Regions from separate parts of the Homo sapiens genome. Here region 2 is linked to region 1. A link is a loop called in an ENCODE intact Hi-C map of the cell type or tissue named here. Cell type or tissue: endothelial cell of umbilical vein. All regions are shown on one strand. Links, peaks and the distances in the headings refer to the core of each region. The heading gives the core; the rest is flanking DNA.

Evidence for each region. A loop is a pair of places that touch in the nucleus more often than their neighbours do. Peaks named below come from ENCODE experiments on the same cell type or tissue, not always from the same donor. Only the 100,000 strongest peaks of a DNase experiment are listed, where the experiment ranks them.
Region 2: it touches region 1 in a loop (14-fold over the local background); 1 of 110 quality-filtered maps calls a loop at or near these places.

What each region holds. Positions count from the first base shown.
Region 1 is chr12:41,794,901-41,797,825 of GRCh38, forward strand. No RefSeq gene overlaps it. Among named protein-coding and RNA genes, the nearest start is that of LINC02400, 32 kb to the left of the region's middle. In endothelial cell of umbilical vein, for the core only: a CTCF peak has its summit at 1,242 (motif pointing left); a DNase peak (open chromatin) is centred at 391; H3K27ac peaks cover 592 bases.
Region 2 is chr12:41,483,829-41,486,753 of GRCh38, forward strand. All of the region lies in intron 3 of PDZRN4 (PDZ domain containing ring finger 4), which reads left to right. Among named protein-coding and RNA genes, the nearest start is that of PDZRN4-AS1, 73 kb to the left of the region's middle. In endothelial cell of umbilical vein, for the core only: no CTCF peak of the experiment used is centred there; a DNase peak (open chromatin) is centred at 1,553; H3K27ac peaks cover 1,848 bases.

The DNA.
Region 1 (2,925 bases), core at 254-2,753:
TTCTACCTTTATAGGCTGGGGCAGGAGAGAGGGCATACTATAATCAAACACAAAGGATTCTCTTTAATGAGAGTTTTATTCTTCTGTATAGATTCTTGCCATGGCTTGATTTTTGTTTTGTGGCAGGAACAGAGGGTGGCAGGGGAATTGGTTGTTTTCCTTTTTAATGAGAAACCCAGAGTCAAAACTATCGTCAGGATTTCTCCTTTCTTCCCCTCCAGCCTATCAGAGTCGAATGCTCACAACAGGCTCAGGAGCAATGAGCACCAGCTTTGTAAAGACCAAATCGACTAAACAAAATAAACCGTGTCATTTCATGCTAATTCAAAGACTCATTCCAACTGCTGTGTGATGAGGAAGCCAAGAACTGAACTGTAACCCAAACACAAACATGTTGCATTGCCAGGAAATGGCTAATGCGGCCTCCCATTACACAGAGCTTTCAAAATGTTTTAAGCGTTGATGAATACATCATTTTGGAAAGAGTTCAAACATATGCAGCATTAAGTCTACAAATATATCTTTCTTACAAAAATAATCCCACTTGCCTTTGAATGTGAATGGGGAAATGGAGCATTGGAGTCGAGGCCTGGAACTAGTGCTTCATCGTAATTTGCTCATCCATTGGACTGCCCCTAGTTGCTGTAGCCTCATCAGAGCATCTCCCCCTCCATCTATCTCCCTCTCAGAAAAGCAGCACAGCTACTCTAGAGTCTTACCTTCAAGAATGAGAGCTACATTGCAAATCTCTTTAGAGTGCTCTGCGCTGTCATAAGCTTCAGTGGTAAAGACCCGAGTGTTTTAAAAGTCATTTTTGAAGAGAAAGAAAGGTGATTCCCTCCTCCCATAGAAGGGATACGATGAAGACTGAAAATCCCCTTCGTGCCCATTTGTGGGACTGTACAGCAAAATCCGGATAGACTATGAAACATAGTTAGGCTCCAGGTACTAACCATTTGCAAAAATAAAGCTGCCCTTAAAAATGGAATTGGTCATACGTGAATCAGCTTAACAAAAATATTCCCTCACCGGGGCCCAAACACTTATCAATACCAGCCCGGTTCGTTTGAGCTGAACTCTTGACTTATGTTAGTCTCGACCTAGACAATGAGATCTATTCTCAAAACTCCAATACATCCAGGAAGGCCTTCTTCCTAAAGGGCTCTAACTGGGTACTGTCAAAGCAGTGGGAAGACCGCAGCCAGGGCCCTCTGCTGGAACTGAGTTAGCCATGCAAGTTAAGGGCTGCTCCTGCAGTGGAGGGGTGAGAGTTTCCAGGGATGTCTATGCCAGCTATTTACCTGTTTTTTCTCAGCTCTAAGTTCATGCTTCTACCCTTTGCTCTATGAAGCCCAGGCCAGAGCTCTGCCTACTGGCTTCCTATTAAGCCCAGATGATGTAAGGAGCAAAAATGAAACCAGAAGGCAGGAGGAGATAAAAAGGACTTCTTTCCTATTATTCCAACATGTTCCTGTCAGAGTCACTCGAGCAGGGGCTGTGGGTCTAGCATCAGCATGTGACTACAGCCAGCTTCTCAGCCACTCTCAGACCAGCCTTGGCAGCCTGGGTCCGGCGGCTCATCAGAAACCTGAATACCCACTGGATGGGGCTTGCATTCCCAGCTCCTAATTTGGGGCGATTCCTTTAGTTTTCCTCAGTTCCAAGGGTGGTAGCTATTTTTTATTATTATCTCAGTTTTGCCTTTATGCTCTTTGAGCCCACTAACAGCTGTGTAATGTATTTTCTATATGAAATCCTGACTGTCGGCAATTCCTCGTACCACATAAGGTGCTCCACTTTCCAGGCTGGATCCTGACAGTAAAGCATGGTGGAAGGTGATGGTTTAGAGGAGGGAACGGTGGGGTGTTGAGAAAGTAAAGGAAACCTGGGTCTGTAGAGAGGTCTGAATCTTCCATTTGATGATCAACTAGAGGTGAGGATTAGACCTGCAGTGTCCAATTGGGCAGCCTTTAAAACATGGCTAGCCTGAGCAAAAGACTGAATGTAAATTATTTGTCGATAATCGTTTTGGTTATTGAAAAACTTTTTAGTGTGTTTGGAACAACGTAAGTAAGTGAATCTACTTTTTTAACTGTAAGTTTTATGAAATCTACGTAGATAGCAATTATCTCTGATGAAATGTTACCATACAAAAAGATAGGCTATGAATAAAAAAGAATGTAAACACCTCAATTTTTTACAAGAATTTTATGTTGAAATGATACCATTCTGAATATAGCATGTTGAATTAAAGGTATTACTGAAGTTAATTTCACCTTTTTTAACTTTTTGAAAGTGGCTACTAAAAATTTTAAAGTTGCATCTATGGTTTGCATCATACTTCTACTGGAAAGCACAGCTCTAGGTTCTTATTTCTCATACCCGCAATGTTCATGTTTTTCATCTAAACACATTGTATTTGTTACTGTTCATTTGTTAGCATATAACAAAAGCCAACTCTGGATAGCTTAATAAAAACAAATTGCAAGATACACAGACAACAACAGCAAGCAGAGTTGAAACTTGAATTAAGAACAGTCCTATAAGAAAGCCTGAAGCACACGGCACTAGGCTGAGTTTGGTACCAAAGGACTCAACCTCTACATACTTTCTAACTTCCCAACACGTTATTGTTTGGCCAGATGGCAAGCCAAATAACAGAAACACATAAATAGCAGAAACCAGATAAATGACTATCCCTCTATATTCAGCCTAACAATTGCAGATAATTAGCTTATGATGTCTGAATCATTCAATATGCTTTCAAATTTCACAACAAAGCCATCCAAATGATTACAACTCATTTGTTATAAGTCAAGGTTCGCCAGTAAAATGGGAGTGAGGATTCTGGGTTTGAGGTTGTGAGGAAAGAAATATAGAAAGATAGCATCAGCAATTATACCATACCCTTAAATCATATGTTTC
Region 2 (2,925 bases), core at 202-2,701, 310 kb before region 1:
TAGAAATTCTCTTTGGCTCAATGCATAGTCCAGTAGTACACACATTGCATTTATGAGAAAAGAGCCCTCTTCATCTGACATGTGAACTTACATTCTTTTAATCTAAATTTGTTGTGCTCATCTTTTACCTTTGTTAAATTTAACCTGGATTCCATTCTGAAAAAAATCATACATTTTTCAAATACCTAAATAGATGAAAATATCTCGAGTTTGTGTGTAAGATTCTACTCCTCCTTTTTGTTAGATACTCTAATAAAGTTTATCAACTTGTTTTTAAATGAAAGAGAATAATGATCTCTATCACACAGAGAACTTATTAGTGTCCTATAGCAAAATTGAGGGAGGATTTTTCCTCACAAGTTGAGGGACAAGGTGAAATTGAGAAAAGATATTTGTAAATACTCAAATAATCATAAGAGATCAAAGTAAATCTATGTGAATTTTTGAACTTGAAACCTACCTTTCTCAAAATTGCAGGATTGAAAACATTATTTATGTGTTGGCTTCTTCTTACTGCAACCAACCAACTAACTTGATATTGTTAACCTTAGTGCCTTTTGGCATGTTAGTAAAGTCACTAAGAGTTTTTGTTCAAATCCTGACTGTTCCTGAGCTAGCTATGTGAGTTTAGGTAAGTCACTTAAAATCACTGCATCTGTTTCTCACCTGCCCCAAAAACGTAATAGGAGCATCCCACCACAATGAGGTTTTTCACTTACTAAATGCTGAATGCATACAGGATATTTAACACTTGTGAATAGTACGTGCTTTATTAATGTCAGTTATTAGAAACATTGTTTTCTATATTTCCATCTCACCTCATATAACCCTGACCAAACCAAGGAGTCCAAAGACCAGATAGATTTCTGTTGCCCAGATTTGCTGTAAACTTAACAGTGTATCTTTGGGCTATTTACGTAACCCTTATGATTCTGTCTCCTTAACCCACAGATGAAGCTTCTTGTCCTAATAGTCTTTGTGGGCATGTTGACGTTTTCCCTCATTACAGGACATCAGACACCAAAGAATATCAGGTAGTAGGTCAGGGTTGCCTACAATCCTGACAACAAAGTGACTTGCGTCTTTTAGATTGTAACCTCCCTCTGGCTGTCCAAGGCTGGTCCTTACCATGTTTCCTGGGTCTGACTCCCTAATCATCCATCCCATGCCTCACAATCTGCCACTTTTCTCCAACCTCAGCCTCCTCAGGGAAAAAACATACTTGCTCTGGACCCAGGTTTCTGAGTACCAGAGTTCTGATATTAGTTGATCTGACAAACACATCTACAGTAAGTTGCAGTAAATGCTAATACTATGTGTTGTATTTCCAGAAAAGATGTGCTTGTTTGTTTTCTAATTGAGGGATAAAGTAGAGGGAAAGGGAGGACTTTCAGGCACTGTGGCAGAGGAGGTCATTGAGCGAACAAGAAGAAGGCTATCCCTGGGCAGGCAAAATGCATTATTCTGTATTTGGTGCAAGGCAAGTCAGACACTGTGTACCCCTATACCTATCCTGAGATGACTAGAATTTAGAGACTAGCTATTCCTGTGTTTCAATTCCGGTACGGAAATGACAAGTCAGGAAATTCCCAGCATGCCAGGACTCACCGGAGGTGTTGCTATTCTTACTGTCACATATCTGAGACCACTATTAACCACTGAAATCTAGAATTGCTCATAATCTTTCTCTCTTTCTCTCTCTTCCTCTCTCTTTTTCTTTCTTTCTCTCCCTCTCTCTCTTCCGAGTCCTGCTCTGTTTTATTTCTATATGAGGTTATATGGAAAAAAGAAAACAAAAATAGCTTATTACCTGGAATATAATTGAATCAGCATTTTGGATTTAAAAATCTATGATAATTATAGCAAACTATTTTAAATAAATAAACGATGAGTCATTCTTGTTCTCTGACATGATTAAAATCCAGAAATCATTTATTGGTCCTTAATTTACTATTTGTGTTTGTTTTGAAATAGAAATAAAGGCAAGACAGTTTACCATTTCCTGTATGTGTCTTTGCTACAACTTAGTCTCAAAAAACAATTTAACCAGAAATACACCTAAAGGTATGCTGTTAAATTAGTTAAAAAATTTAACACTTACTGAGATAGACTAAGACAACATACTGTTTAGGAAAGAAGAAAAAATGGAAAGGTGACAGTAGCTTTTCAATATTATTATGTGAAAAATCACAATCAATAGTTTCCAGTTTTATGTAAGGCGGAATAATAGATTATCATGGACCTATGTTATAGCATAGTTCTACATATTTTTTAAAAACATTATTTCAGCCCTTTGTTGCTAGGAGTTTTTGTGTACAGGCTGGATGACCACTGGACAGAGAAATTGTAAAAGACATTAAAATATTGAGGGCAGTTTAAATCTAACACTGAAAAAAATAAATATGGGAGTCCCGTTTTGTTAAATCCAATGTTTGAGATACTTTTTGAATTGAGTTGGGGATACAAAAACACAGGAAACAATGTAACTTGGTGTTATCTTGTGTATGGAGCCAGCCTAACTGGGGTTCAAACCTCATTGCTTTTATATAACATAAACCAAGATATGTAAACTTCATCTCTGTCATGCAAAAAATAGGCGAAGTAATAATGCCCAACATAAGGGAGTTATTGCAAAAGTGGAATCAAACAAGATTCTATATAATGCATCATGCTGGGCACAGAGTAAGAACCCAGTGAATGAGGGTTTATGATTTCTGTGGACAGTCTACCTGAAGATTGCAAGAGAAATAGCAATAATATGAGAAGGTAGCAGCTGGGAAAGTGCAAGCAATGGCAGAGAGGGAAGGAGGCAGATTGACCAAATGGGAATGTGAATGATGAAAATAGAGAAAAAAAAATCAGAGTAAGAAAAGGGGGGAGAGCTTTCTCGGAAAGTTGTGTGTCATGGGAAATCAACTCAAGGTA